Regions from separate parts of the Mus musculus genome. Here region 1 is linked to region 2. Evidence: chromatin loops called from intact Hi-C (ENCODE). Cell type or tissue: heart. All regions are shown on one strand. Each heading gives the region's core, and the rest is flanking DNA. Links, peaks and the distances in the headings are about the cores only. Region 1 overlaps Syk (spleen tyrosine kinase). Region 2 has its middle 43 kb from the start of Gm33116.

The links. A loop is a pair of places that touch in the nucleus more often than their neighbours do. Peaks named below come from ENCODE experiments on the same cell type or tissue, not always from the same donor. Only the 100,000 strongest peaks of a DNase experiment are listed, where the experiment ranks them.
Region 1: a loop joins it to region 2, with 7 times the contacts of the local background. A loop is called at or near these places in 18 of 42 quality-filtered maps.

The regions. Positions count from the first base shown.
Region 1 is chr13:52,617,110-52,632,995 of GRCm38, forward strand. It overlaps Syk (spleen tyrosine kinase), which reads left to right. Exons shown (of 14, transcript NM_011518.2): 4 at 3,692-3,830; 5 at 5,571-5,652; 6 at 6,136-6,167; 7 at 7,599-7,667; 8 at 14,548-14,635; 9 at 15,779-15,886. Among named protein-coding and RNA genes, the nearest start is that of Syk, 28 kb to the left of the region's middle. In heart, for the core only: CTCF peaks have their summits at 7,132 (motif pointing left) and 11,681 (motif pointing left); DNase peaks (open chromatin) are centred at 7,132 and 11,672.
Region 2 is chr13:52,268,907-52,284,792 of GRCm38, forward strand. No RefSeq gene overlaps it. Among named protein-coding and RNA genes, the nearest start is that of Gm33116, 43 kb to the left of the region's middle. In heart, for the core only: a CTCF peak has its summit at 6,925; no DNase peak of the experiment used is centred there; H3K4me3 peaks cover 620 bases; H3K27ac peaks cover 466 bases.

The sequences.
Region 1 (15,886 bases), core at 4,109-12,108, 350 kb after region 2:
TCTATGCCTACTTTTCAAAATTATATTGTGGGCATCAAAGAAACCCTTCTCTTTGTTCGTTAAGGAATGAGACAGTAACTGTTGTGAGCCTCCTGGGCCACGGCGAAAGCCGAGTTCAGTCAGTCAGTCAGTCTGTCTTCCCACACTGGTATGGGTGATCAAAGCAGGTCATTCATTTGATCTGTGTGGGTTTGCCACCAGGGCGATCAAAAGAAGCATCCTAGCCCGTCTGAAGGGAAAGTTCAAAGACAGCCGTGGACTGATGTCAGTGTCAGTTTACTGATGCTGCTCAGAGGCCCTGGGAAGCTGGAAGAGAAGCCACAAAAAAGAATCTCTACCTAGGGACTGGAGCAGAAAGACAAAGAGAAAGCAGCGAGGGGCTGGGTGTATGCCTGCCTATCTTGTACAGACCAGCTGTCAGCCTCAGGAGATAGTCCCCCTGGGAGCTGTCCACCCATGAGATAGTCCCCGGGAGCTGTCCACCGAGTTCACCCTGGAACCTGGGGCTTGTTGATTATGCTAGGACATCTACTACCTGCAAGTCCCAGAGATCCACCTGCCTCTGCCTCTGCCTCTGCCTTCCCAGCACAGGGACTGTAAGCAAAATCATGACACTTGGCTGTGTTTGTTTGCTGTTTGTTGTTTGGGGAGCTTGCTAACTGGCTTGCTTGTTTGTTTTTGTTTTTCTTTGGTGGTGGTGGTGGGGGAGGGTTTCAAGACAGGGTTTCTCTGTGAAGCCCTGGCTGTCCTGGAACTCACTCTGTAGACCAGGCTGGCCTTGAACTCAGAGATCCGCCTGCCTCTGCCTCCCGAGTGCTGGGATCAAAGGCGTGCGCCACCACTGCTTGGCTTGTTTGTTTGCTTTAATAGGGATTCTAAAGGTTGAACTCAGATCATCCTGGTTGCAAGACAAGCACTTTTCCTACTGCACCCTCTCCACAGTGCAGGGAGAGATGATTGTGGAAGATGTTTCAGAAGACGCATGGGTAGAGAACACAAGTTTGGCATGCCTCAGATCTGGTTTGCTTTAGGGACCGATCTTGCTTTCAGGATCTGCACAGACAACACCCAGTGTTGCTACTTCAAGGTGTTGGCAGGCACAGCGTTTCTGTACCAAATGTCACTTATTCCAGGATCCCTGTCTCCTGTTTTCCTAGCCTTCTTGGAAAGGCTACTGTGCATTCTTAGCTCTGAGCAATGATCATTTTCCCACCTATTATTCCCCTCTCTCTTCACCTCTCTTTCCTTCCCCTCCTCTTCCCCCGCCCATCTTCCATCCTCTCTCCTCCTGCCCATTCAGACATTTTCCCTCCCCTTTCAACTCTGACCCCATCACAGATGCCCCTGGACGATAGCCACAGAGACTGAGTGGTACTCAGGCTGGAGTGAACCTGCTGTCCTGCTCTCTCTGTATCAGATGCAGACCGCATCCCTAGAGTTTTACACACCGAAGCCTTCAGTATCTCATTATCTCCCAGGCCCTCCACTCACTGCCTGGTCTCACCACCACCCACACATTCTTTTACCCTGGAGGGCACACAAAGGTAGAGAAGAGGGTTAAGCCCTTCCAGCAAAAGTCACACCCTCCTCTCTCACATCTATGAGGGGCAAGTTCAAGGTCTGTCTGCCGAGCATGCACGTACATACACATACACATTTCCTCCTACTACTTACCGAACTTCCCTCTCCTTACCGCTCCTCTTACCCTCCCCCTTACCCTCCCTCTCCTCCTCCTCTCTCTCTCCCCTTACCTTCCCACTTCCCCTTCTTCCCCCTCCTTTCTTTCTCTCTCTCTCTCTCTCTCTCTCTCTCTCTCTCTCTCTCTCTCTCTCTCTCTCTCTCTGTATTCTATGCCTACTTATGTGTGTTGATGTGCATGCCCATGCATGCAAATGCAGATGCCCAAGGAAGATTTCCAGAATCTTCCTCTATCACTTCCCACTTATTCTTCTGAAACAGGGTCTCTCTCTGAGCAGAGGCTCACTGCCTCAGCTGGGCTGGTCAGCCTGGGAGCTCATAGCATTTGTCTCTCTCCAACCTCCGTCGCTGGGCTTACAGGCACATGTGAAGATGTCCAGCCTGATTTACCGCAAGTGTTCTCACCCACTGAACCATATCCCAGCCCCTTACACGTGTGTGTGTGTGTGTGTGTGTGTGTGTTTTCACACATTGTCCTTTCTGCAAGCCAGCACACATTGTGAATGGTTTCCCTAGAAAACAGGCTCAACCCTTTATTCATATATGGTGTTTTATTGTGTGACTGGGCGTTACCCAATGACCAACCAGGCTTTTATCAGCCACATAGTCATCCCAAAGGAGTTGGCACCTCAGGGTGCTCGTGACTGACTGTAGGAGGGAGGAGGTGTTTCCACAGTGGTGAAATTTCAAAACACAAATCTACGATGGCGGAGAAGGGTCTTTCACCCTTCACCAGCTTCTCTGAGCTTCAAGCAGGGGCCTGGAGGGAGCCCTGGCCACTCTGCCAGGCAAGCGCCATTTCAAAAGAAATCATTCGTAAAGTTGCAACCTCCTCCTACTTTGAGGAGATGGGTATGGCAGGAGAAAGGGAAGTGAGGTCACTTCCGGTCCCAAGGCCCAGCTCAGCCTGGACTGTGGCTGTGGCCTTGATGTTGTGTGCTTGGAGAAAGCTGTACAAACCACCCCAGTTTACAGACACCCTTCTCCAGGCTGCTGGGACTTGATTGAGCTCTTCCCAAGTCCAGTGCATTTATGCTGGATGCTCTGAAAATTCATCTTCCTTCCTTTAGCAAATGCAGAGGCCACAGAGGCCTCAGGGACTCCCAGACCGCAGATGTCCCACGGACTCGCCCTTCCCCAGATCTCATGATTAGAACGCATGAGTTGCTGGAAAGGCGGCGAATAGCATGGCCTCAGAGGAATGAGGCTCTGAACTGGGAGAGTCACACCTCCTATTGCCATGCCAGCCAGATCTCACCTTCTCCGGGGCCTTCCTAAGTACTGATTCCTCCTATGATGTCAGGACTGCCTTGTGCCTGTGTCTCGAGGTTCAAGGGTGCACCTGTATGTTGTCACTCGCCATGGGGGCCTGAAGTCCTACATGTAGCTCCTGGTACCAGTGGAACAATGAAGTCTCATTCACCTACAGACGCCTCAGGCCTTGGGCTGTCTCTGTTGGCTCATGCCACGTGGCTATCATTCCCGTCTCAGGTGGGGGATGCTACCTGCTAATGTCAAACAATGTCTTAAACCCGGCCTTGGCACTGAAGAGAAAGGGAAGAAGACCATAGGAGTAGAAGAGTTCATAACCTCCTTTGTGTGCTCCAGAAAGTTCTGTTAACAAGCTCATTAGACTCCTCACCTGTCCTTCACCTGAGTCTAGGGGCTTCACAGACACCCCAAAGCCTGTGCCTGTGGCCCTGAGCCACACCCCCCCAAGCTCTTTCACTGATCTCCAAAGCGCCATGGCCCTGCTGGATCTTTGCCATAGTCCATCTCCAACCCTTGGCGTTTCCCTCTGGCTAACTCGCTGGCTCTGGTACAGAGCCCTCCTGTCATCTCGAGGTCTGGGTGCTGCGTGCCCACCACCTGCCCATTTGCTGGTGCTGGAGAGCACCTGCTGCCCACCAGGGCCACCAACTGTAGTGACGGTACTGCTTCCTAGGTCAAAAGGTCGCAGTAGGGGTAATATGGTGTGTGCTCTCTCTCGCAGGATCAGGGCCAGAGACAACAGCGGCTCCTATGCTCTGTGCCTGCTGCACGAAGGGAAAGTATTGCACTACCGCATTGACAGGGACAAGACCGGGAAGCTCTCCATTCCTGAGGGGAAGAAGTTTGACACCCTCTGGCAGGTATGTCTCTGTCTCTCTGTCTCTCTCTCTCTGGACTCACTTCTGTGTGTCTCTGTATCTCTCTCTCTTTGTCTGTCTGCCTCTCTCTCTGTCTCTCTAGACTCTTTCTTTCTCTGGACTCTCTTCTCTGTCTCTCCCTGTCTGTCTCTGTCTCTCTCTGTCTCTCCCTCCCTCCTGGAGGGCACAATGCAGACCCACTGGGATGCTAGTTCCAAAACTCTTAGGAACAAGAGGAGGAACGAGGCTATCTGTCCCATACCCTCCATCAACCCACTTTCTGATTTCTAGAAGACTTGTGTGAGAAATGTTCACACAGACCGTCATCAAGTCAATGAAGCCACAAACAGGCTCCGTCACCTGGTTAGAGCCATAAGTTCCTGGTGCCTCAAGATCATGTATTTTAGGGCAGCATTAAGAATTTGACAGAAGGCCATGCCATCAGGGACTGGAATAACATGTGCATGCATGCACACACACACACACACACACACACACACACACACACACACACACACATACTGTAACTGATCAAACAAAAACCCTAGGGACTGTGACCTAGCTGGTCCTGGAGCTCTGAAATGCCAGGGTAGACACTGAATTTCAGGTGACATCCCAGTGGATAACCAATATGGGAAGCACCCTCCTAGGCAAGCATCCTCATAGCCGAGCCACCACAGGAAGTTAAAACAGCTTAGAAAGCAAGTCTACTCTTCCTGGGCTGCAGACAGCTGCCTGTCCAAAGAGCACCCCATACCTGCTCTGCAATGTGTTCTCAACCTAGCTGTCAGTAAGCCTCAAGGCAACTCAAGCACCCCAACATTATTCACCCAGCTCCCCACATTTGCTACTGAGCACATTCCGCTTCCTTAATTTGATATCATAACTACATTAACTGTGGATGCAGAAGGATCAAAAGTAGTAAATTCAAGGCTAGCCTGGGCTACATAGAAAAAATCCTATCTCAGCAAATAAACAAAAAATTAAGTCAATAAAGGACTAAGTGATGGAGATGCTATGGAGACCCCGAACCCCTAATGTATCCCTATCTGGCTACGTGATGGTTATTTTTTTTAAACTATTTTAAAATTTTATTATTATTATTATTATTATTATTATTATTATTATTATTATTATACATAAGTACACTCTAGCTAACTTCAGACACACCGGAAGAAGGCGTCAGATCTCATTATGGGTGGTTGTGAGCCACCATGTGGTTGCTGGGATTTGAACTCAGTACCTTCAGAAGAGCAGTCAGTGCTCTTACCCACTGAGCCATCTCACCTGCCCGTGATGGTTAGTTTTAGTTGTTAATTTGATACCATCTAAATCACCTGAGAAGAGAGCCTCAGTGAAGGATTGTGTAGATTAGAGAGTGAGCATATCCATGGGGATTCTTTTGATTACATTAATTGATGTGGGAAGACCCAGGTCATTGTTGGGTGGCACCATTCCCTAAGCTTGAGTTCTGGTCTGTGTAAGAGCAGAGAGTGCTCACTAAGCAGTAAGCATGCATGCATTCATTCACTCTCCACTCTTGACTATGCATGTGACCAGCTGCTTCAAGGCTAAAAAGTTTGTTGACTCTATCCAAGGACATCTTTGGCCCATCCCCCGAGTACCCTGTGGAAAAGAGACTATCTGGGGTTTAGATGGTTTTAAAACCTGTGAGGGCTGTGACTTATCCGCTGTCTCCCCCTCTCTCTCTCTTAACCATTTTCTTCCCTGTTTCTTTTCCAGCTAGTGGAACATTACTCTTACAAGCCAGATGGGCTACTAAGAGTCCTCACGGTACCATGCCAAAAGATTGGTGCACAGATGGGTGAGTGATCGGCACAGAAGAGGCTCTGTTTTGGGGGAGCTAGCCATTGTCAACCTGGTGTCAGATTTGCCAAACTCACACAGGGTGAGGCTTCGGCTTTACCGTGTGATTAAACTAGATGTCACTCAAATTCTTGGAATCATTAGCTGAAAGATAACCATAACAAAAACAAACAAACAAACAAACAAAAACTAGAAGATTTTGATTGCATGTGTGGCCAGGATGTTGGCACATATCTTCAGTCCCAGCATTAAAAAAGCAGGGTAGGGAATCTGTGAGTTCAAGGCCACTGTCAGACCCTGTCTCAAAGAGAAAAGCTTACTTGGTGGAATGTGTGAAAAATCCAGTAAAAGAGAAAAGTACAGATGCAGAAAGTTGAGTCTCCCCAGTATGTTCCCATCATACTGATAGATCTGAGAAGTAGATGGTTTGAACAAACACAGAAGTACACAGAACTGTAACCATGACATATTCTCCTTCCAGGCCACCCAGGAAGCCCAAATGCCCATCCCGTGGTAAGTATTCTCTGAGGCGTCTCTGCTGGGGAAGCAGCTGTGTCTGGACACATGGGAAGGTCAGGCTTTAGTCAGCACGGGATGGATACTCTGAGCACATCCCGGAAGATCTGGGAATCCAGTGAGTCTGAGAAAGCCTCAGCCTGTGACCACCGCCCAGCTAGACGTGTTTTCATGGTTTCTCGGCCGTTTTATTTTCTCTTCATTCTTTGGAAGTATACAGAGTGAGACAGAAACCCCCTAGGAGATCAGAAAATCCACCGGTCAGATGTAGAAAAGGGGAATATATCGTCCACGTTCAGTCTTGTACTGTCTGTGTGAACTCGTGTGTGCCATGCACAGGTCTGCCAACATGCATATCAGTATAACATGGCCAGCGGATAGGTATCTCCTTGAGGTTGGCTACCCAACTTCTTTGGCCCAACCAATTGACACCTTATTACTAGGGACTTGACTTAAATTGATTTGACTAATGATTAGGGGAGGCAGGGAGGGGCCACTTGGCAAGATTTCAAGAGAAAGGTCCAGAGAAGGAAGGAGTCTTGGCCAGAATGCACATTCCACTCCATGCCACTCACTAGATAAGAACGGAGCCCAGATGGCCCTGTGTTGGGTTAACCCTTTCATTGCCATGCCTTCAAAGAGAGAAGAACCTCAAGTCCCCTCTCCATCTGGGATGTCGGAGCTGGTACTTAGGTTACTTCACAAGAGCATCTCTTCTCATATCTAGGGTCTTCAGCGAGCACATCCCAGCTCATTAGCACCACCAGGGAATAATTCTTGACTTCTATCTTGCTAGATGCTAAAAAACCCAATATCTACCAGGCACATGTTCTGTCTCCAACAGGGGCGGTTGGCCACTTGCTACTGAACCTGTTCATTCCAGGGTTAGTACTTCTTACCAGACTGAGAGCCCTTGAGTTGGCTAACACACCCTGGAGCTTTAGGGTCCTCTGAACCACAGTGCCCCCTGGTGGCCTCACCTGGTGTTTATCATTCTGTGCCCTTGAGACAGATCTGTCTAACTTGTGACCCGAGGGTTGCGTATGTCCCAGGATTGTGTAAATGAAAATGTTATATTGCAACCACTGACACCACTGAACAGCCAGTGACTAGAGTCTCTTGTGGAGTCTGAGACACAAGATTTCCACAGACAACGTGGCTGCTTCTTGTCTCAGCTTTAATTTTGTAGCCTTCAGTGGGAAATTATTTATTGAAAATTCTTGACCTCTCTGCCAGAATGATAGGCTCTTCTGGAAGCTTCTCAAATGATCCGGACTTGCATGCAGGAAATCTCCCTGGGGCAGGTGAAGGGAGCGGGCAGGGCATTTGCAGAATCGGGGCCAGGTAGCATGTCATGACGAAGAATATCCTTGCATGTGTTTTTCTGAAACTAAACGCTCTATTCCTCTCTGCCGTTGTGGTTTCTAGACTTGGTCACCGGGTGGAATAATCTCAAGGATCAAATCCTACTCCTTCCCAAAGCCTGGCCACAAAAAGGTGCTAAAGCGTCCCGTGCTTGCTGTCCCTGACTGAGTGGTAGGATAGACCCTCCTGCAGCCCGTGCTTGGCTGGCTATCCTGTACCCAATGCGGCTTTGCCTCTGTGCCTCCCGCCTGCCCAGCTCCGAGCATACCCGCTGAGCCTCGCAGCCCCATGCTTTGTCTCCTTACCTCTCTTTACACCCTGCCTCCTGTGCTCCTACTGAGCCTTGCAGTCCCTGCACAGTGCACACATGCCCTCCCTGCCTGTGGCTTCTCCGTCACCGCCGCTGCGCAGCCTGTCCACGTTGCCTTGCCCTTTACAACACGTACCTCCAGTCACTTCAGTGAGCCCCACCTGCTGGCTCTCATTCCAGAGAGTCTTTGCACGCTCAACTCACCTTCAGTGTCCAGAGTCACAAGGGGCAGCATCAGGGCTTCTGCCACATAGAGTTCTTCCCAGTGGAGGCAACCAAGGTCCCCAGGGGAGCTCTACCCCCTGAGACAGCAGGTTGATTTCTGCATTTTGTTACATGGCTGAATTTTGAGGGACAGTAAAAAAAGGCCTTCATGGGAAGATGGCCCAGAGGCCAAAGGCAGTTGTCACCAAGCCTGACAGCCTGAGTGTGATTTCCTGCAACTCACACAGGGTGGAAGGGGAAAGCCAGAACTGACTCCTGCGAGTTGCCTCTGATCCCCATGTATGGGCCTTGACTCCTACACAGATTTATTTTCAGGGTTTAGGAATCAAACTCAAGCGCTTCACCACTGAGCTGTGCCCAAGCTCCTGGTTTCTGTTTGTTTATTTGTTTGTTTGGTTGGTTAGTCTGTGAGACGGGATTTTACTCTGTAGCCAAGGTTGTCTTTGAACTTAACTCCACCTCCCAAGCTCCAGACTTATAAGAAGTCCTACCCTGACCTTTGTGTTGACTTGTTTATAGTGAATTACATACACAAGCATGCACACACAGACACACACACAGACACACACACACACACACACACACACTCACACGCACGCATGCACCCCCATATGTGTATATGTATGTATATGCACAGATATATGTGCATATATATACACATATGTAATGTGTATTATATACATCTGTGTATATAATATGTATAGGTTGTTCTATCATATTTATTTTTATCTTCTTTAGGTAAAGATTAACTTTATTAATAGTTGTTTCAATTTTATATCAATGTTTTTTCCAAGCGTGTGGGCATATGATTAAGCCAGTGTACACAGAGTTGTATATTAAGGTATTTATTAGCAACAGACAGCATAAATGCCCACGAGTTCTACTCAGCAACTATTTGCTCTGTTGGCCACTTCCTAGAGGGTCCTAACCCTGATGGCCAGAGCACAGCGGAGAAAGGAGCATGATGCTTGAACAGGAAGGCAGCCATGTTGTGCTAAGCTCAGTCAGTGAGGAGAATGTTAGAGGATAGTCTGCGGCTGCCTGGACCTTTCTCAGAGCCCGACACACCCCCATGTGATTGGGGTAGCTCATGGCCAGCAAGCCCAGTGAGAGCCAGGCAACACGGTACCTCACAGGCTAAGGGACTTAAACGTGCCTGATGAAGGAAGCTCTTCAGAGGTGTCCACTCAGGCCAGCAGCCACTCACAGACTCTGTAATCCTGAATGTGACACCACACTTAACAAGCCTCACAGACACTGCAAGCCTTGTGTCTCCCCCTCCTCAACCGACTCTTCAAGAGCTTCTGATGACACCCTGTCATTCCACTTGCCGTAGCCCAAGGCTTGTTGCTAACTCACAGCCCCCAGCTCTGCACAGTCCTGGCAAGGAGTGCTTTCATCCCAGCATCTCAAGTTTATCTTTTGGGTTCCCCCGGAGACATATCAACCAGAGATGCTGTATGTACATGAGCACACATACACATGTATGACACACTCATATATACACTCATACATGGAAATATCTGTGCCCGTGTGTACATAGTCGTATACCATATTTGAAATGCATATGCCCTGAATATGCACCATATACACACATATGCATCTGCATAGTATGTGTATTTGTGTATGCATCTATTGCTGCTTACACATGGCAAATGGATTGCCTGCGGATAGCTACACAAAGATGTATTTCAAGGACTTACAGAGTTAAACAGACCAGTTAAGTGATTGCAATGTCCATGGGAGAGATTGTCAAGCAGAGGGGATCCAGAGCCAGGTGGAACCTCAGTGGTGTTGCTAAAGAAAGCTGCTGCATGGTAGGGGTCAGCTTCCCTTCCCCGCCCCCTTTTCCCTTTCCTTAGAAAGTCTAAACTTACATCTAAGAATGCTCACCTGAGTCAGGCCCATGTGAGATCATCCTCATGATGGAAGTCACCTACTAAGGACTGTAAGCCCATCAGTGAGCCCCTTCTCAGCAGCAGGACTGCCTCAGGCTGGGTCTTCTGCGTGACTCAGTACTGACCACTCAGGAGAGCCAGTTGTCATAGCGAAAGCCAACGCTGCAGCTGGAAGAGATAGCGCAGTAGGCAAAGTGCTCGTCACCCAAGCACGAGCCCCTCAGTTCAGATGCCCAGCACCCAAGTAAGAAGCCAGGCACAGTGGCACACGGTGCCATCACAGTGCTGAGGAGCTGAGGCAGGAGGGCCCCTCAGCCAGCCAGTCTCGTCAAAGAGGCAAGCTCCAGGTTCAGTGAGAGACCTTGCCTCAAACAATAAGGTGGTGAAGGCATTGAAAAAGATATCGGATGTCAGCCTCTGGCCCCCGAATGTCCACATAAGCAATCGCACGTACATGCACATACATGTGCAGGCACATAGAAATCCACCTACGCCATGTGCACATTTTTAGAGAAGCCGACACCAACAAAGCCCAGTCAACAAGCACTTGAAATAACTCTAGTGTCTAGAGAGTTAATGAAAACTGTGCTTTGATCTTAGGATTATCAATTTAAAATGAAACCAGGGCGGGGACTTAGCTTAGTGACAGAGTATTTGTCTAACAACCATGAGGCTCTAGATTTGGTCCTTAGCACCAGGAGGAGAAAAATACTTGGAAAGTCAAATACAGATTTTTGAAATAATGTATTTCTTTTTATCTTATGTGCATTGGTGTTTTGCATGCATGTGTGCCTGTATGAGGGTATCCGATCTTGGAGTTACAGACAGTTGTAAGCTGCTATGTGGTGAGATGGCTCAACAGTTAAGAGCCCCGATTGCTCTTCCAGAGGTCCTGAGTTCAATTCCCAGCAACCACATGGTGGCTCACAGCCATCTGTAATGGGATCTGATGCCTTCTTCTGGTGTGTCTGAAGAGAGAATGACAGTGTAAATAAATAAATTAACTTTTTTAAAAAAATAAAAAGAGGAGGAAGAGAAAGAGGAGGAAGAGGCCAGGTTTTAGGTCTTTGTTGTGAGATCAAAGAATAATTATACAGGGCATGTGCTCATCTTTAGGTGAACCTAACCGCATCCCACCTTCTGACAGAGTCTGCCCACATCACACTGCCTGTGCTCCTTCTGAGACTGGAGACTGTAGCCAGCTGATTGCAGCCAGTGTCCTGGAGCCCTATGGCTTCTGGCCTCTGGGGAGGGTTACCACCCACACTGCCACCACCGTTGCCTAGTTTGAAAATACTGGCAGGAAGCTGGGAGTGAAAGTCAAGGTCCAGGAAGCAAAAGGCAAGATTGTGGAAGCAGGACACAGGGCAGAGGCTACCTGCTCCACAGGACAGAGGGTGTGCTGCAGAGCTCTGGTGATCACGGGCCTAGAGAGAGAGACAGGCAAGTCCCTGGTGCCTACTGACCAGCCATTCAGCCAGTGGAGACCCCGTGTCAAACGCTAGGGTGGATAGTTCCTGAAAGTTGACCTCTGTCCTTCACAGGCACATGCACACACACAACTGCTCACACACACACGCACACACAATATCATGCACGCACGCACACAAGCCTGTCTAATGCATCCCCACTTTTAACACACTGTGACAGAGTAGTTCGAACTTGAAAATTATCTACCCAAGGCTGGATTCCTGGCGCCATCTAGGGGCCACTAGAAGTTGTGCATAAGTGGAAAGGGTAAGGGTGAAGCTGTCAGCGCTTCCTTTACAGCTCTGTTCTCAGTGCAGAACAGAGATGCCAGGGAGGGCCAGACCACCAAGTACAAAGTGGAGAGATGGATAACGCATGCTAGCGCTGTCTACCAGCAATGCTTCTCACGACAGCTCACATTTCCCTCCCTTCATCTTTCAACTGAAGCTTTGCTTCCAGAGCTTTCAGTGGTGACAGTGGAGCTGGTAGTGGAGGGGAGGAGGGTTGTATCTTCATCTGCACCACAAAGCAGCCAATGACTGCTCTGGCCCTGCCCATTCCTTCTGCAGGACACTCAAGCCAGGTGCCATGATTGTCCCAGTTCCCTAGGCTGCCACCTAGGTGCAGGAGGCAGGAGGTGGTGGGTCCTAAGGGTGAGGCATCCAGATGAGAAGGGTTATGAATCTCTTGGGTCTCAGGGGCTCTGTCTGGATCTTGAATGCTTGGACTCATAGGGTGCTTTCTGTTGGGCAGCATGGAAATGAAGCACTGAGCTACATCCACTTAAAGAAGAATCCCAGTTTCCAAGGGAGGTGCCTGTTTTGTCCTTTTGTCTGTCATCGAGACATAGGGGTAGCTCCTGTCTATCTGGGTGTGAACTCCTTCCAGGAGCTGGGATGCTCAGGGGTCCCTCCCCCCACTGATCCCTACGTCCTTTTGATATACTGCCATTTTTTAAAACTGATTTCCTAAGACCCTCAGCTCTGCTTTAAAAATATTCCAAGAGATTTTGTTAGGAAATTGTGAGTGCTGGTTTATTATAACAAGTCTTTTGAAGCCCCCTTGCTCCGGAGATAATTCCAGAGAGACTGCATGAAGCCCCCAGTTGAGACACTGAGCGGCAGAGGGTAGACGCTCTTCTATCCACGGGAAGGATTACGCCTGTCCTCCCTACCCTGGGGTGTCCTTTAACTTCATGATGGTCAGATTGTCTTGGGGATCTCAGACATTTCTTGTGTACAGAGGAAAAAAATCAAAAGACTTAACATGGTAGTCACGCTAACCGGAAAAGACATCTGGAGACTGCAGCTGGATGATGGTAGCTATTATCAAGTATAAACTAGGGTAGTTCTTCCTAGGCAGGGCTTCTAAGCAACAGCCAACTCTGCTGAAGTGATGTGTAAATGTTTAAGAGGGTCGCTCGCAAGAGATTGCCTATGCTTAGTTCCCTTCCTGAGAGCAAAGACTGAAGAGAGAATTCATCTCAAACCATGTGAGTTTACATTCCACATCTCCATCTTCTGAAAGGTCTCTCTGTTCAACCATCCACCATCTATCCACCCACGCATCCTTCTGTCCATCTACCAACTCACTGATTCAACCGTCCATCCATTTACCTATCTATCCACTCAGCCATCCATTTATCCATCCATCCACATATCTGTCCACATACCCATACATCCATCTATGGATCTGTCCGTACATACACACACCCATTCACCCACCTATGTGTCCATCATCCATCCTTTCACACGTCTGTGTTGTGTGTTTCTCCTTAGCATCCGTTACCAGCGTGGCCCAGCTACTGAGCTTTGATTTAATGCCTAAGTCTGCATAACTTCTGCTCTGTTGCCATGGTTAGTTCTATCACACAGTCCTTCGGGAGTGTTGAGAGAGGCCAGGAGAATATGGATCCTGTGACATCTGAGACTGGATGTCCTTTGGCTTTGCTGAAAGAGGTCTTTCCCACAGGTGCTGGCAGACTCTAACTCATGGTTAACACCACGAAGCCAGCAAGTCGTAGTGACCGAGTGTGACCCAGCTGCTAAACATTGATGGGTGGGGTTGTCACGTCAGTGAGGCGGGTGGGATTTTTGATATGTGCTTCAAGATGGTGGCTGTGTAATGTTAGCTGAATGTCTCTGTTTCTCTACACTTCCCCTCAAATCTGGCATTATCTCACTACTTCATGGCAATGTGTGGATGCTGATAAGGTAAGTAGATATTCAAGACAAGACAGAAATGGGAGGAGAGAGCCGTCAGAGCTGGACGGCGGTTTGCCTGTGAGATGGGTTTAATAGCCACCACTTTGCTTTAATTTGTGAGTAAAGATGGGCCAGAGAAAAGTTTTTAAAAATGTATCAAATAGAACTATAAGGAGATTCACCCCCTCTGCCTACTTCATGAAACAAATTGATATTGATGGATCGAATGAGAAATCTCCGTGTATAAGGGCCAGTGTGCCTTAGTGAACAGCCACAGGAAAACCAGAAGAGTTCTCTTCCTTCAGGAAGACAGAGAGACTGTCTCTTTGACAGGGCATGTGCCCGATGACATTATCATGGTCCTTATCACGATAATGACCGAAGTGCATGGGGTGGGGGTGAGGCAGGATACAGCCTTCCTCTCTGAGACTTGCAGCTGGTTGGCCTGGGCTACCCTGTGGTAGCAATGCCTTGGTGTCTCAATCTGTATGGAAGGCAAAACAGGTGGACACGGTTTGACTTTTTAAATAACTTCTGCCTGACGTTAGATGAAAGCAGAAATGAACCCATGGGGAGGGAGCCTGCGAGGTCCTGCTATTTTCTGGGAGGTGTGAAAGGAAGTTCTCTTGGGATAGTCAGAACAGATGCTCTTCCCTCCCTCCCTCCCTCCCTCCCTCCCTCCCTCCCTCCCTCCCTCCCTCCCTCCCTAAGGCCACTTCAGGGGTGGGAGCTATAAGCCATGAGCCTGTCTAGCCTTCTCAGGTCCAAACAGTTGCCTGAAGAATGAGATGAGCCTTTCTGACCTCTTCCTAATCCTCTGCCTCCCCTGCTTATGTTATCTGTGAACACTTGGAAATGGTGGCATCGGGGCAGAAAAATAACATCTTCTCATCTGTGTGCTTCAGCCTGCCCCACCCCAAGGGAGCCGTCCAGAGAGCACTGTGTCCTTCAACCCCTATGAGCCAACGGGAGGGCCCTGGGGCCCAGACAGAGGTGAGAGATGAAAGATGCACTTTTACTCAATTAAACATTCGAGCAGGGTACACACAGGCTTGCCAGCATGTAGAGGCAGCTTACAAATTCCTGGCACCATTCCAACTTTGCCTTACAGTGATGGTCCACACTAAACAGTGGTGATATCCACCAGCCACAGGTAGAAAATATCACCTATCCATAAAACAAGCAGTCCTGTCTAGTGAAAATGGTCTTTTATAATTAAAAGAAGCAAGCAAGCAAACAAACAAAAACCCTGAGTTGTTAGCATCGGCAGCATCATGCTGTGTGTCTGGCACATTCCGGGGACCCTGGTTGCCATTCTTGGAAGAAAATGTTGCCAAAGCATAACTGTAACCTCTGGGTGGCTTTGACGGTAGGCACAACTCACAGATTCTTCTAGATTTGTTCAGGGAGCTGTGATGACTGGGAGGCCACAGGGGACACAGTGCAGGAGGGCGCAGGAGACTTGTTCCCAGAAATGGGTTTTTTCGGTACCTTTCGTAGGTTCATGAGTGTCTGCATCTGATTTTCTACTAACAAGATTGGGGTTTGTTTGTTGCTATAGTTCGCCTCCGAATAGAGGCTTAAAGCAACAAGAGTCAGTTATCTCTCATTTCATTTATGCCTTGTGGCTGGAGGTGTGACTCATATAGGGTGCTTGTCTAGCATGCACGGAGCCCCGGGTTTCATCCCCAGACCCGCAGAAGCCATGCATCGTGTTGTATACACCGTCGGCATCATTGCTGGCTTTGTGTTGAGTTCACGGCCTGTCTCACATGAGCCTCAGAGCAGTAGAACTCCTTAGCATCTTAGAAATGAAGCATGTTGGCTTTTTCAAGCCTTGAGAAGCACACATATCATTTCTCTTGAGCTCTGTTGGTTCAGTTATGAAAAGCCAACAAGGACTGTGTCGTTGGTGCTACTTCTCAATAGGAGACTGTCACAGCTGGCTTAAAGTCTAAGGAAGGTTTTATCTGCCATTAGTACTGGTGTAGAAGAACCATCTTGTCTCTTCCCTTGCTTCGCTTCTCCGCTGCATGCAACTGTCCCTTAGACGGAAGGAGTTTAGGGCAGGGTGGCAAGGGTTGTAATGTCACAGGAGTCCAGACTGGAGTCATCTGTTCCCTGACTACGTTGCAGGCCTTCAGAGAGAAGCCCTGCCCATGGACACAGAGGTGTACGAGAGCCCTTATGCTGACCCTGAAGAGATCCGGCCCAAAGAGGTCTACCTGGACAGGAGCCTGCTGA
Region 2 (15,886 bases), core at 3,460-11,459:
TTCTCCGTATGCACACCTGTCCACCTGCACATACGTGCATGTGAATTATAGAGGGTGCAAGTTAACTCTAACATTAAAAAGAATGGGGGGTGAGGGTGGGGAATTGAGGGGAAGAAAGCTAAGGAGAGCTGTATTGGACTCAGCAGCAGAGAGACTTCGGGGTCGACTCTCAGTCTCAGGCAAGCACAAGGACACAACATTTCCGGGAAGCCCTGTTGCGAGAACAGACACATGGCTACAAGAAAGCAGTGCCCCGGAGAGTCCCACACCCAGCCAAGAAAGAAAGGACCAGTGAGTCAGGAGCCAGAGAAAGATGAGGAGGGAATCAAAAGGCCCTGAAGACATCAAAACCAATTTCCCAAGGTCTGATGAGACTCGGCATTGGAATATAAATTTAACTGAATTATTTATTGAACATAAATGGACTTTCATTCACGGCAGTGCTGGGTTTGCCAGGCGAAATGGACATTCACCTTGAGAGCAAATTGCTTCTTATCTGTGGAGATAATTGTTTGCAGGAAAGCCCAGGCTGGAATGGAAAGGAAAGGCTGATTATCTGCCCCGTCTTCACCAGAGCTCTGAAGAGTGTGGTCTTGGGTGACAAGAGATTCAAAGTGAGAAAACGAGTCTGTGGGTTAGAGATGCTTGCTGCCGTATAGGGAGAGAACACAGAGCAGCCGTCTGTGCATAATCTTTCCAGGATGCAGGTGACAGTGCGGCCCAAGCCATGTGCTTTGTTTCCTACTTTGAATTTAATTTATTTTGAAAAGCAAAGGTCATGTACTCAAGTGATATTTAATATGGACAGACTTCCTATAACTCTTCCTTCCTATTCCACCCTGGATACACAACAGCTCACTCTCTAGAGGCCACTGTTAATTATTTCTTTTGCGCACACGAGACTTGTGTGCAAAGACTCGGGTGCACAGGCTAACAAATGCACAGAAGTAGACATTCGATTTTATGTTCTATTTCCGCAAAGTTATTAATATTCTTTTAGTTTTTTAATTTTCTGGAATATTATTATTATGTGTGTAAAGTGAGTGTATGTGTATATGTGTGTGAAGTGTGTACATGTGTATGAGTGTGTGTATGTGTGTGTGAGGTATGTATATGTGTACGTGTGTGAAGTGTGCGTATGTGTGTTCATGAGTCACAGTGTGTGGAGGTCAGAGGACAATTTCCAGGAAATGGCTCTCTCTTTGCATTGTGGGATCCTGGCATTGGACTTAGGTGTCAAGACTGAATAGAATGTCTAAAATTAGTCCCAGGCCTAATAATATTATGCTATATTAATAACATTATATTATATTATATATAGTATAAATATAAGGTAAATATATAACAATTGTATATAAATATATAAAATACTTATTAATGGCATCCTTGAAGTATCATATATTCTAATGAGAAAAAAAAACAAGGTAGAAACAGAAAGAGAGCCAGCCTATTTTGGGGACAGAGTGATAGAAGCAGAGCAGGATTCTAAACTGCTCAGTAAGACAATGAGATTTGTGCAGAACCTTGAAGGATTGAGGGTGTGAACTTCACACCTGGGAAGAGTCCTGGAGCCTGACAGCAGCCCTGGGCAAAATACACAGTCAATCTGAAGCCAAAAGTATTTTCTGATGTACTTGATGTATGAGAGAAAGAGAACAGTGACCAACGACTGAGGTCACTCCAGGTGACCGAGCTGCAAGATGCGACCTCATTCAGTCAGTCGTGCCTTGACAGAAGACAGAGAAGCAAGGACAGTCGAGGAGGCAGAACTCCATATCTGTACCACAGTAGACCTTCAACACAGCATCTTCTCTGCCAGCATCAGATGAGCCTTGGTGGTGGGAGCCTGTGTACCTCACTCCATTACTTGACACAGCATATTTAACTTTCAACAAAAATGACAAGGCAGAGCAAAAGGCAAGGGGGAAAACCAGGAGGGAGGTGGTGAGATAGCCCAGTGGCTAAGGTACTTGCTGCTCTTCCAGAGTTGGCTTTCATCTTCCCCAACTACCTATAATTCCAGCTCCAGGGATCTGATACCCTCTTCTGGCTTCTATACACACACACACACACACACACACACCCCACAACTTTCGTGTACACATGCATAACCGTATAAATAAAAGTAATCTTAAAGCCAATGCAGTGAATGGCGTGTGGATGCAAAATGATTAACGGATTCAACCAGACTCAGCAGTGTTGAAGGTTCTAGGACTCTCAGATGAAGGCTTTAGGGAAGCTGTGTAATGTGTGTTTGTCACGTTTTGTTGGGGTCCTGTTTGTTTCAAAGCAGATCAGTCTGGATAACACAGGCTGCTCTTAAACATCTCATCCCGTTCTCTAGGATCACAGGTGTGCACCAGACGCTAAGCTCCAGGTGACATTTAACGAGCCCATTGGACACAGTTAACAAGATCTTGGGACGTGAGGGGTGTTTACAACCAGCAGCTGATTCTGTGTACCAAGGATCAACAACTTGATTCCAATGTAAAAGAAAAATGCTATGTGTACTGTATTTAAAACATTATATATTCAGGCTTGCTCACCTGAGCATGTAACACAGCTCTATGCTCCAGAGACCTGCATTTGGAACTTACTGTATGAAAGCCACCATGCCAGTTGCGATTTTTATGATATAAAATGTGTCATAGATTCTAAAGAGGTGCCTACAGCAATGCTATACAAGAATATATATATATATAGAGAGAGAGAGAGAGAGAGGCAGTCAGACAGACAGAGGCAGAGAGACAAGAGAGACAGACACAGAGACAGAGACAGAGACAGAGACAGAGACAGAAAGCCAGGTTTCAGGATGTAAAGGGAATTACTATGAAGCCTGGCAGTCCAGGTTCAATCTGCAGACCCACATTAAAGGTGGAAGCAAAGAACTGACTATAGGACTTTCACATATGCTGACCCTCCCTCCAAAGAAATAAATGTAATAAAAATATAATTAGGTTACATTTTGTTTACTTTATACGTTATATATATATATATACATATATATATATATATGTGTGTGTGTGTGTGTGTGTGTGTGTATGTATATATATATATGGAGCAGAACTGGAGTTTCTAAAAAAAATTTAAAATCCAACCTATTTTTAAAAAATATATCATTATGTTTAAATCTAATCTTTTCCCACACCCATTTGTGGGACAGTAAACCATGCCAGGAAGCTTGGTGGGTAGAGTGGGTCTGAGACCCTGGGAACTCAGTGGGTACACACCTGAGACTTAGACAACTCCCTGCCAGAAGCCTGGCCTGGAACATGTGCCACACTTCCCACATAAGGAAACATGACCTGTGGTCACGTAGGCACAGAACAGAGTTCTCCATGTTAAGGAGGTATCTAGAGGCCCTGGGGGTTTAGCCAGTAAGCTTCTCTTTCCAGACATTCCTCCCTGCAAAAAGTATTTAATCGCAGATACACACCCATTCTCCACTATGAACAACTGATAAACGGTTTGGAACCGAGGACTGTCTCTTTCATCTACCATGGGGAACAGGGAGAAGACCTCAGAACCCCTGCTTAATTCTCCAGTAGAAAATCTCTCTGTGCTCCCAGCCACAACTACCACTGTCAAGCTAAGGACAGTCACCACTGAGCTGAACTGGAGCTCCCCTGCTGTACAGGGTGGTTTTGTGTTGTCAATTTGACACAAGCTGGAGTTATCACAGAGAAAGGAGCCTCCCTTGAGGAAATGCTTCCATGAGATCCAGCTGTAAGGCATTTTCTCAATTAGTGATCAAGGGTGGGGGGGGGGGTCCATTGTGGGTGGTGCCATCCCTGAGCTGGTAGTCCTGGGTTCTATAAGAAAGCAAGCTGAGCAAGCCAGGGGAAGCAAACCAGTAAGTAACGTCCCTCCATGGCCTCTGCATCAGCTCCTGCTTTCTGACCTGCTTGAGTTCCAGTCCTGACTTCCTTTGATGATGAACAGCAGTGTGGAAGTGTAAGCTGAGTAAACTCTCCCCTGCCCTCAACTTGCTTCTTGGTCATGATATTTTGTGCAGGAATAGAAACTCTTGACTAAGACATCCTCCCCACCCCCTCCCCCAGCCCTAGGCTCGCTCTCAGCTCTTCGACTCCCATTGATGCTTGGATGTCTGATGTCTGGGAACCACCACAGGCCCTGGCCTCATCGCAGACCTGGGGACCCCGGACACTTTGTTCCTGACTTCTCTGTGCAGTTCTCTAAGGCAACTGGAGCCCTGGAAGTCAGGAAATACCAGCTTTGGCTTTCTCCCCACTCTCAGACTGTGTTTTCCCACCCCCTGAGCCGTGCTCTGTGTTTTTCTTAAACCCAACACCTGACCACAACAGTGTGGGATAATCACAGTCAAGCTCTCAAAATTTTGCCTCCCCAGTGGCCATGCCCAGCAGCCGGGCAGAACGCAGAGCCACACCCTGAACAAAAATCACACATGCCTTAGAAAATAATCAAAACCCTTTCTATTCTTGCCCTATGTGACTTTGGACCAGCTTACTTGAAAAGTTTTGTTTGTTTGAAAGATTTATTTTATATATGCTTATATGTGTGGCATACCTGTGTGTGAGTTTACACAACTGAAGGCAGGTAGGTGCCTGCGGAGACCAGAAGGGGAAACCACATACCCGGGAGCCGGAATTATAGGCAGTAATGGGCAGCGTGATAGGGATGCTGGGAACTGAACTCTGGTTTCTTCGAAAGAGAAGCATGTGCTCTTAACCACTAAGCCACCTCTCCAGCTGCTACTTGGAAAGCTTTAATTAGTTCATCACAACCGAGAACACACTAGCAATCGGCGTGGTTGGTGTTGGGTGTTTCTTCACTCCGCAACAGAAGGAATCAAAGCCCTCTGTGCTAAGCCCCAATGATGCCACCTCTGCATTTGAAACATGAACTTTGAGGGCTGGGTAGATGGCTCAGCAAGGAAAGAGGCCTCCAGTTAAGCCTAACAACTGAGTTGTACCCCAAGGGAGAGACCTAACATAGAGAGCCAGGTCCCTTCTGACTCTCCACTTGTTCTTTGCACCCCTCCCGCTAACACAAATAAATCTAACAAACACGCTGAAGGACAAACTTTGCCGTCGCTTCCACAGATGCCGTGTGGATTTTAAGCCTGGGGGAAGATGGCGTGTAGGTTTCCTGCTATTCTAGGATTTCTCCGGGGGTGGATTTCTGTGATGGAAAGTGGAAGACTCGTCTCTGCCGAGGGTTGGTGGGATGATGGAGGAGGCTCACTGTGAACTGCTGAGATTTCTCACATAGTGTGGAGAATGGTTACCAAGCAGAGGTAGGGGTGGCATGGGGTGGGGGGAACAAAAGGTGTCCGTTTACGGAAAGACTTGAGGTGGGATGTGGGGAACTGATAAGCTCTGTCAAGAACAGTCTTGCCAACCTGTAACTTCACAGGTGATGGGTCTTTATTGACCTCTGCCTTTGTGCCAGGCACGGTTCCTGATGGCATATTAGCAGGAGCTAAGTTAACAGCCTCAGGGATGCAGTTTCATCACGTGAGTGGGATCATGGAAAATGGGGCCAGAGGGTGAGATTACTGAGCAACAATGAGCACAGAAAGACACCCAGAGAAATCCCTACCGTGATGAACAGCTTGACCCACTCTGGGAAATCTTATATTTCCTGTATTAATTGAGTTATGAGTGCATGTATGGGTATACATGTATATGTGTATTGTGTATGTGTGTGTGTGTGTGCGCAAGTGCACTTGTGTGATTGAAGGCATGTGTACAGCTGTACAAAGAGAGGTCAAAGGTCATCCCTTAGGAGCCACCCACGTTGGGTTTTAATTTAAAAAAAAAGATTTATTCATTTATGTGCATGCATAATTGCTGGCATGAGATCCTGTGCCCCATGTGCACGAAGGAGCCCCTGGAGGCCAGAAGAGGGCATTCCCCTGAAACCATAGTTAGGGGTATTTATGAACCACCATGTGGGTGCTGGAACCGGACCTGGGTCCTCTGCAACTGCTGAGCTATCCCTATCCCTTGCTTTTGAGACAGGGTCTCTCACTGGGACCTGGGGTTTTCTGATGACAGTGGGTAGAGTGACCAGCAAGTCTTAGGATCTGCCAATTCCCACCCCCATCCCCCACCCCCAGTGCTGGGATTACAAGGCTACAATGGTGCCCCTGACTTTTTATACCATGTTGGGGGATTGAACTCAGGTTCTCCTGCTTGGGTGGCAAGCGCTTTCTCAACCTGAGCGATCATCCCAGACCTTCGTTGCAGGAAGCTGATGTGTAGGCAGGACTGGCTTTGGAAGAGCAGAAAGTAACTGGACCGTGACAGCTTATGTGGCTTGCCTGTCCTCTGGAGTTCGGGTTTGCCTGTCTCTGTCTCTGCTAGTTGTCTCTAGCCCATAGGGAGACACGCCAGGAGCAGATTGTTTGAGTAACCGGGCTGGAAAGAGCTGCAGAGGTGGTGGTATACCCTTCATTTATAACATGCAGTGGGTTCCTAGAGATTCTGGGAGTGCCTGCCAATGCTCTAGGCACCAGACACAGATCCTGAACACTTTGAGCTTGTTGGTAGAGCAGGGAAATGTGGAAGAAGCCAGCCCATAAACCCACAGATTGGAAGACGCGAGTACAGGTTGGTTGTGTGTTGTGGGGTGTGGGGGTGTGTGCTGACACAGCAGTGGGCCAGGGGCAGCTGTTTTCAGGGTAGCTTTCTTCTGTCTGTCTTCTTTATGTGTCTTCAGAACTCATTCTGGTACCTGCCTGTTTGGACTTCACCCTGGTGTGACTGTCACATTTCTGACCTCTATCTACAGTCTGGAAGGTCAGGTTTTGCACCTAGGTCATGGTCACACACTGACCCCAGACAAAAGGTGATTTTTTTTTGTGAATTTAAGTGATTCCTTCCCAGATGTCAAGCTCCCTGAGAGTCAGCTTCACACCACTGCTCTTTCTAAGCCTTACAGGTAGGGGGCGCACTAAAACAAGTTTTCCGATTCAGAGGGTTGCGCTGTGTGATATAGGTCTACTTAGCAACAGAGTGCTAGGGAAATGTCCGCGTGCAAGACCTGACTCACACTACCTCTCCACCTTTGTTCAACCCAGAGCCCAGAGTGGGTTCAGGAAGTCGATTTCTAGCACATATACATTGCCCATGATTCTCATGAGCAGAGGGGTCCAGCGATCCTTTTATGTACGGGTGTGTGTGTGTGGGGGGGGGGGGTGGGGTGCGGTGGGGAAGCTGGTTCTCTGGGTTCCTAATTTGCACGGAAGGCCTCTCTGTGAGGCTCAGTGGGGATCCAGAGGCAACTAGGGACAGCCTGCTGGGTCACCTCTGCTGTGCGGGTTCTCACTTTATCACTTATGCAGGTGGTGTGACCCTGTCTCTTTTCTTTACTTGATTCCAATGGCAGTGAGCCATGTAGCTATTTCAGTGTCCTCCTGCTGAGGGTGGGAGTGGGTTCCCTCAGCTACTGCCGCCCCCTCACAGCCGCTTTCCTGCCTCCTCATGTAACCCAGCCTTCTCTGCTGATGACCTCATACCCCCTTTTGCTGATCCTTCATTCTACTCCTTCTTATTTCATCTGATCAGTGTTTCTACCTTAATGCTTCAGTTGGGCATGGTGACCTAACATGGTGGGTTGTGTGTTGTGGGGTATGGGTGTGTGTGCTGACATAGCACACAACCCACCAAAGTCAGGTCAGCCTGGGCTATGCATGAGTTCAAAGCTAGGCTGTGAAAAACCTGTCTCCAAAACAAAACAAAACAAACATAATAAAATAAACAGAAACCACCAAAATCTGGAAACAACAGCACAAGAGCACATTTACTGTCTCCTTTGCCATCTTCAAAGCTACCAGCTTTCTAACTTGCTGACCCTTTCCACCCAGTGTCTCACCCCTGCATCCCTGCCTCAGCTTCATCAAGCACAGGGTTGTCTACTGTGTAGCCACTCCCCCTTTAATACACCCATTCATAGCCTGTGCTTCTCTCCAGCCTTTACTTAACCTCGCTAGAATAACTTCAGCCTGTCGGACGGATGTTTTTGTACCCTGTGTGAAGAAGATGTGTCTCTGTCCTTCCTTGACTGCCTAAGGCATCTTCTGATTGGTTAAAACAAAACCACCCATAGCCTATGGCAAAAGGCAGGATAGTAAGTTGGGACATCCAGCAGAGAGAAAGAAACGCTGGGAAAGACTCAGGGGTGGGGATTTGCCATTCAGACTCAGGGGAAGCCGGACTTAGGAATTTGGTTGAGAGGTAAGCAGCCAACGTCACAGAATTTAGATGACTATACATGGGATAATTGAGTTATGAACTAGTTGAGGATGAGCCTAACTTAGGTCTAGGCATCTGTTAATAAAAATAAATCTCTGTGTCATTATTCGGGAGCTGGGGCAGGCATAGAAAAGCCAGAAAGGTTACATCAGCCCAATTCCCATCAGTTCTAACAGTACAAGGAACATAGGGAACTGTAACACCAGAGCCACACCCTCCTGTGGTTACTTCTCCAAACTTTGTGGTCCAGCACATGACAAAGCACTTCTTGAAGCGTTATGTCAATACTGGGACAGCATCGTGTCCACAGTGGGACAGCATCACATCCATACTGGGACAGCTCCTTCTACTTGCCATTTCCTTTCTGCCTGGAGGCCACTTCCCACCCTGATGATCTGGCCTGCCCATCCCCCAGGCCAGTGTGACAAGGCTGCATCATGGGATGCTCGCTGCTCTCAGGCCTCTTTCTCACCTGGTCCCATGTCCATCTCAACTCAAAAAGTTCTTCCTCTACTAGATTCTTCAGCATAAGAGTGCAGTAATTCTTCCATTAACAAAACATCCCTGCAAAGGTTGCCTTGACTTCTTTCTTTCTCTAGGCACTGCCCAGAGTCTTGCTGGTTTGGGTACAGAAAGTAGTTTTCACCTCAAAGGAAATAAGAGAGTTTACTGTGGAGTCAAGTCTGAGAAATGCAATTCAAGTTTCCCCAAATACCTCCCTCCCCCTCCCTTCTTCCTTTTTCCCTCCCTCCTCCCCCCTTCCTTCCTCCCTCCCTCCTTCCTCCCTTGCTTCCCATCCCTCCCTCCCTCCTTTCCTCCCTCCCTCCCTCCTCCCCTCCTTCCCTCCTTCCTCCCTCCCTTCCTCCCTCCCTCCTTTCCTCCCTTCCTCCCTTCCTTCTTCCCTCCCTCCCTCCTCCCCTCCTTCCTTCCTCCTTCCCTCCTTCCTCCCTCAATTCCCCTCCCTCCCTCCCTCCCTCCCTCCCTCCCTCCCTCCCTTCCTTCCTTCCTTCCTTCCTTCCTTCCTTCCCAGTGCTCAGTTCATGTTGCCCAGCATCGCATCTACGGAATCCAATAACAAGTCCTTAGTTTTCTCTTTCAAATGGAAGCATTCTCTTGCTGAAGAGGAAAGACTCAGGAAGTTAAAGAAACATACAAGGCTCAGTGGACTTAGGAAGTTGCTTGCCTCAGAATGCCCCTCCATGAGGCTATAAAAGCAGTATACACTTGTTAGGGAGAAGAGTCTTCTAGAGATGCTTGCCAGGCATGCATGGAGCTGCAGGGTTGCAGCTGGAAGGAGTGGTTACCCACGCTGGGTGAGCTTTCTGGTGATGCCTTGCCTCACTCGTGTTCCTGTAAGTTACCCCTCACCTAGGTTTCTGAATTCAGTAGCCTGAGTAAAGTCATTGCTTCACCAAGATGAACTTAGCGAAAACTTTCTCTTTCATCAGTCATGGGAGCCTTGTGAGGTGTGAATAGATATCAGGCCACATATCCCCAGGAAGCACTCAGGGACAGCGCTGCACTCAACCATGCCCAAAGCCAGACTCCATTCCCCAGCTTCCTGCTCCTATCAACATTACCTCACACTAACATCTCCTCCCTGTTCTTACCTCTGCTCACTCTCTCTTCAGCTATGGAAATTGAGTCCAACGTGGTCCCTCACCTCTGGTCCCACTCTACATCCTTGAAAGATTATTATTTTTTTAAAGGCAAATAGTATCCCTCATTCCCTCACCTAAAACCAAAAGCAAAGAGATTCTTTTCCCGAGCCATTGAGGAAAAGGGTTGAAAATTCTTCCAGAGCCAGCCACACCATGTATGAATCACTCCCAGCTGTGATGGTTTGGAAACTTATCCCAGCTGGTGGCACTATTTTGGGAGGGTCTGGACATTTTTAGGAGGTAGGGCCATTTTTAGAAAGTGGGCCATTGGTGTGTGCTTGAGGGTAAGGTCTTCTCTCTGTATCCCCTGGACATCACAAAGTCATCTCCTAGGCATGTGATCTGTTTGTTATGTAAAATCATACACATTGTTTGAAATATTGTGTTCACAGTCTTTGGCTATAGGCTCAAGGCCATGGGGACACATGTTCATGAGGCCAGACATTATAGTTTTAATTCCTGCCCAAGTTCCAAGTAAAACAAATTATACTGACTCGAGATCTCTTGGATTCCTTACTGGTTCACTTGAAGTTTCAATTAGAGATTTTTGCTGTTCTATATCCCACCATGTTTTCAACAACTGAACCTGTCTTAAAATTCCAGTTCTCGTGCTCACTTTGATAACAATCAACCCAGCCCCATTTGAACCTTGTTTCCTCTTTCTGTGTGGGGGACCTTCATGCTGCATTGTTCAACCATGACTTGAAATCTAATTTTAACTCTGAAAAACAAGCTGTGATTTTGAGAACAAATAAAAGCTTTCATAGTTGGAGCAGCTTGCTTCCCGGTCACCAGTCTCATTGTGAGTATCCTTCTCTAATCTAAAAAAAAAGCAGAGTCAAGTCGAGTCCACCACAGTCCCCATTAAAGCACAGCTGTGGGGCTGGAGAGATGGCCAGACATTACAAGCACTGACTGTTTATCTGGAAGACCTGAGTTTGCTCCCATCACTCAAACACGGCAACTTGCAAACATCTGTTCCTTCAGGCCCAGGGGATCAGATGCCCCGTTCTGACCTCTGGTATTGCATAGACATACTTGCAGGAATAAGGAAGGTTACTTCTGGTGATGTTTCTGCTGCTTCGTGCTGCGTCTATGGACTCGTGCCAATTGGTGGAGCCTCGTGGTTTCTTCTGGATTGCGCTGCTGCTACTGATTCATGCTTGGTATTTGCTAGTGAACTGGACTGCTGACAATGAAGATTGGAATTGCCCCCAAAGAACTGTTTTAAAAGAGGTCCACAACCCCTATTCGTATTAATCTTTCTTTTCCCCTACTTCTGGTGGGTGGTGGGCTAGAAGAGAGGTTGAAGAACCAAAGACTCATAATGAAAGTAGGTTTTTGAAACAACTAAGTCTAAAATGGACCTCACTAGAAACCAACCACACTGGAGTCCTTCATCACGGACTTAAGCCTCTGGCAGCATAAGGCGGTGTATTTCCATTCCCAAAAGCTACCCACTCTGTACTTTGTTGTGGCAACACGAAGCAACTGAGACATCACTGTACAGATCGATCTGTGAGCATTGTAGGGAGACTGTGGCCAAGAACAGGCTATAGCTGTGACCCAGGAAGCTGACTAGAAGAGCTGTCACCACTTAGTTAGAGGTGGCTGTATATCTGTTACTTTTCTTAGTGCTGTGGCAAAACACTTGAAAAAGTGACTTAAGGAAGGGAGCTATGTTTTAGCTCACAGTTCCCAGGTACAGTCCCCTCATGGCCGCAGAAGGAACAGAGACAAAAGCTTCAGGCAACTGGTCACATTGTGGCAGAGTCAGCAATCACAGAAGGATGAATGATTCTAGCCACCTCGTGTGATCTTTTCTCCTCCTCCTCCTCCTCCTCTTCCTTCTCTTCCTCCTCCTCCTCCTCTTCCTCCTCCTCCTCTCCCTCCTCCTCCTCTTCCTCCTCCTCTTCCTCCTCCTCCTCCTTCCCTTCTCTCTCTCTCTCTCTCTCTCTCTCTCTCTCTCTCTCTCTGGTGATCTTTAGTTTTAATTGTCAGCTTGACACAATGTAAAATTATCCTGGTGAGAAGTCTCCCAACGGGCCTCTGGGCATCTCTGTGGAGCATTGTTCTGATTGCCTGAATTGAGGCTGAAGACCTGTCCACAATGGGCAGCACTATTCCCTGGGCTTGGGTTTGGAGCTCCATTAAGTGGGGAAATGAGCTAAGTACTAGGCATGGGTACCTCTGTTTTCTCTGCCCTCATCTGTGGATGTGATGTCTCTCTAGCTCCTGCTGCTGTATTCTCCCTACAGTGATGGGCCCTAACCTGAAATTGTGATGTAAAACAATCTCTTTCCCCCCTAAATCACCTTCTGCCAGTGTATTTATCACAGTGATGGAAATAAAACCAGGGCAGATTTGCTATCTCCCTTCCACTTAGTCCTTCGTGGAACGGTGCTGCCCACAGTGCGGATGGGTTTCCTCACCTCAATTAACCTGATGGAGCTCATCCCTCACAGATAAGTCCTGAGGTTTTTTCCACAATCACAAATTCTTCCAAGCTGATAGTCAAGATAAGCCACTGTAGATGCCTGCAGACCAAAGAGGATACAAAGGAATGAGGGGAAATCCCCAAAGCAAGTACCTCCTGCAAACTGACTACAAAAGCCACAAAGCTTGTCTGTCTGTCTGTCTGTCTGTCTGTCCCCAAGGTAACTATAAGGTCACAGTAGCGCCACCTAGAGTAAGCCCTGGAGCCTGGTGGACTACTCGCCATGGCTCTCCTTTGCTTGTACTTCCATGTGGCATCTGTGGATGAGTGTGAGCCTCATGGACAATTGTCAGCTAAATGGGAAGGAATCTGTCCTTGATGCCAGACTCTGAGAGCCACAGCAATGTGAGTCTCCCACCAGAGGTGGAACCTTGGGAGCACTGTGCCTGGAAGATGAGGGCAGAGGCTCAGCTCCAGGGTAGCTGCCTCAGCACCTTCAGACCTTTCCCAGGTCTTTAGACATTAGTGGGTCTTTTAATTAATAAATGGAGTAACGCCACCTCACAAGTTAATTAATTAACCACCAAAAGGCAATATTCTTTACCAATCTTCTCTGATTATCCCCCCCCCCGCCCCGAGTAATTTAGGGATCTGTTTCTTGTCTCTAATCATCTCTCCAATGGTCTCTTAAATTTGAGATCTTAAGTCTCCCATTCTCCTGAGTGTCCATTTCTGTCACAGATGACATTTCTGTGTGGGAGCAAATCAATCAGAGACCTTCTCTTCCTCCCCTACTTGGCTGGCTGTCTGCTTTGTCAAACAGGCTGTGAGGCTGGTAGCTGGAAAGGAAGTTTTTATTGGTGCTATTACGGCAGAAACCTAAAGAGTAAGTGAACTGGAAGATGGATAAGTCAGCAAAGCAATCGCTGCCCAAGCACAGGGTCCTGCATTTCACCCCCAGGAGTCACATTTAAAGAAGCCAGGTATGGTGGTGCTATATAATCCCAGAATTGGGGAGGAAGCAGAGACAGGCAGATAACCCTGGGCTAGACTGGTCAACCAGTCTAGCCTACTTGGCAATCACCAGGCTAGTGAGACACCTTGTCTCAAAACAAAACAAAACAAAACAAAACAAAAACCAAGGGAGCTGTTTTTGAGATTGTCCTCTGCCCATAATCACACAGAGATGCAGACAGACAGACAGACAGACAGACAGACAGACAGACACACACACACACACACACACACACACACACACACACACAGAGAGTCTTTTACAAAATCCAAGAAAAATGTTAGAAAGCTATGTAAGAGCTCTCTGGCAAAGTATTAGTTTAGAAGTCATCAGCAGATTGGGATTTTTAAATGCCAGCACTGGAGTTTGGTTTAGAAACCATCAAATCCGCCCCCTTCATGTCACGGCGGGGAGACGGTTACACAGACAAGCGAAAGTGAGAAGGCGGCGAGGAGAGAGGGAGGCAGCGTGGCTAAGAAGGCTCACGCCAGAGCTTGTCTAATATTCTGAGCTCACTGTGTATGCAGAACCCTGCACATAAGCACCCGCACTCGTGTGTGTGTGTGTGTGTGTGTGTGTGCACATAAGCACCCGCACTCGTGTGTGTGTGTGTGTGTGTGTGTGTGTGTGTGTGTGTGTGTGTGTGTGTGTGTGTGTGTGTGTGTGTGTGTGTGTGTGTGCTCACATGTGTGTGTATGTGTGTGTGAGAGACACACACACACACACACACACACACACACACACACACACACACACACGAGTCTGCAGACATGGATGCTTGCAGTGAGTGGCTCCCTCTGGCACAGGCTGTGCTGCATGGCGGCGGGGGGGGGGGGGGGGGGCTTCAATCCTTTCTCCAGGCTGACTTTGTTGTCTCATGTACCATTAATGCGTCTACTTAAAGCATCAGCAGTCTCTGCAGCATCCCTCAAAGCTGTCTTGTAGGCTGGCCTTCTGCACTCTGCAGACGGAAGCTTTTGGCTGTCCTGGAGTCTGTCTTCCCATTCAAGTAGGTATTTGTCTACTTTTGGGTGGTGACTGTGACTGCTCGCCTTTATTTGTTTATTTATTTAAAGTTCTTGGCCAGTCTTGAAGGTGCTCATTTAAAAAAAATTTTGTCCTGATTTTTGTGTGATTCCATCCTCAAATGTGCAGACTCAGTCATGGTACACCGTTGTTCTCAGACCAGTGTCTGCTACAGTGTCACTGGCCCGGCTGATTGTCACAGCGATGGAAATGGAAATATATCTAAAGGATGCAAGCTAGAAATACTCCAGGGTCTTGGACAATTCTGTATGTCCCTGCAGGAAGTGAGATATGGAGTTGGAACTGTGATGTGGCAACACAGTCGGATGTACAGGGGCGTTCCTTCCGTCTCTGTGCTGACGTACCCTGGGCAGAGCAACATAAGAGAAAGGGGATCTATTTTGCCTTACAGGTCAAGAGTGCAGGCATGCGCAGAGATAAGACAATCACTGCAGGCATGCGCAGAGAGAGACAAGACAATCTACTGCAGGCATGCGCAGAGACATTACCGGCATGTGCAGAGATAAGACCGCTGGCACACTATGTCTTCTCAACACATATAAAAAATTTGACTACTTAGTATTTTCTAAGAATAATTCTTAGAACAGGGATTAGGGTGAACTGTGAACAAACAACCAAACTATCCCTCAAATCCTCTGGCTTGTAGTCAAGCCTTGTAGCTGAGCATGAAACCACCATGCCTGGTTTATGTGCTACGCGGTGCAGGGGATAGAACTCAGGGTTTCACGCGTGTTATGCAAGTTGTCTGCAGAGATCGACTATGCCCCATTCCCAGATCTAAATGCACCCCGGCAAATGATTGCCTGAATGAATAACTAAAGCTGAGGTGGAGGGTAGATAACGGTGGGCCCGTTCCATGAAGGTCACAGTAGCTGAGAATGCTTGGAATTCACTGTCACGAAGCAGCAGGCCACTGGAACAAAGGACATTTGTGCCTGCCAGCGATGGTCCAGCATGGTACTTGACCTTGGGTGTGTATTCCTGTGTACCATTGAGTTGGGTACTTCTTCCTGATCTAGGACTTTGAGTGGGGGCTCTGTAATGAACAGGACTCTCCCTGGCCAGCCACTTTTCCTATTTCATTCCACATGCATCCAGCTCACACGAAGGCCAGGACACTCTCTGCTCTTTCTGCTCCATGCTTTGGCCTGCACAGAGGTTTGGTTTGTCCCTCTCTCCACTGGGGACAGCTTTCTGGAGGACAAGCCGTGGTTTCCTGTATACAACTCTTTAAGACACCCCCAAACAGCTCAGTTCCCCTTAAATACTATCTAAGTGGGATGTTCCCGAGGATAGCTGTCTCAAGGGAAGCTGTGGGTTGTGAGTTTGGTCTTGTGAGAAGAAAGGGGGAGGCAAAGTCCTTCTGGAACTGCTCAGACAGAGGTCCATTTGCCTCCGCTGAGGCATTGCTTGTCACCTGTGGGGAACCTGAGGCTCCCCCTCCCATACTCAGGTTCCCCAGGTTATCAAACCCAGGTTCAGAGAC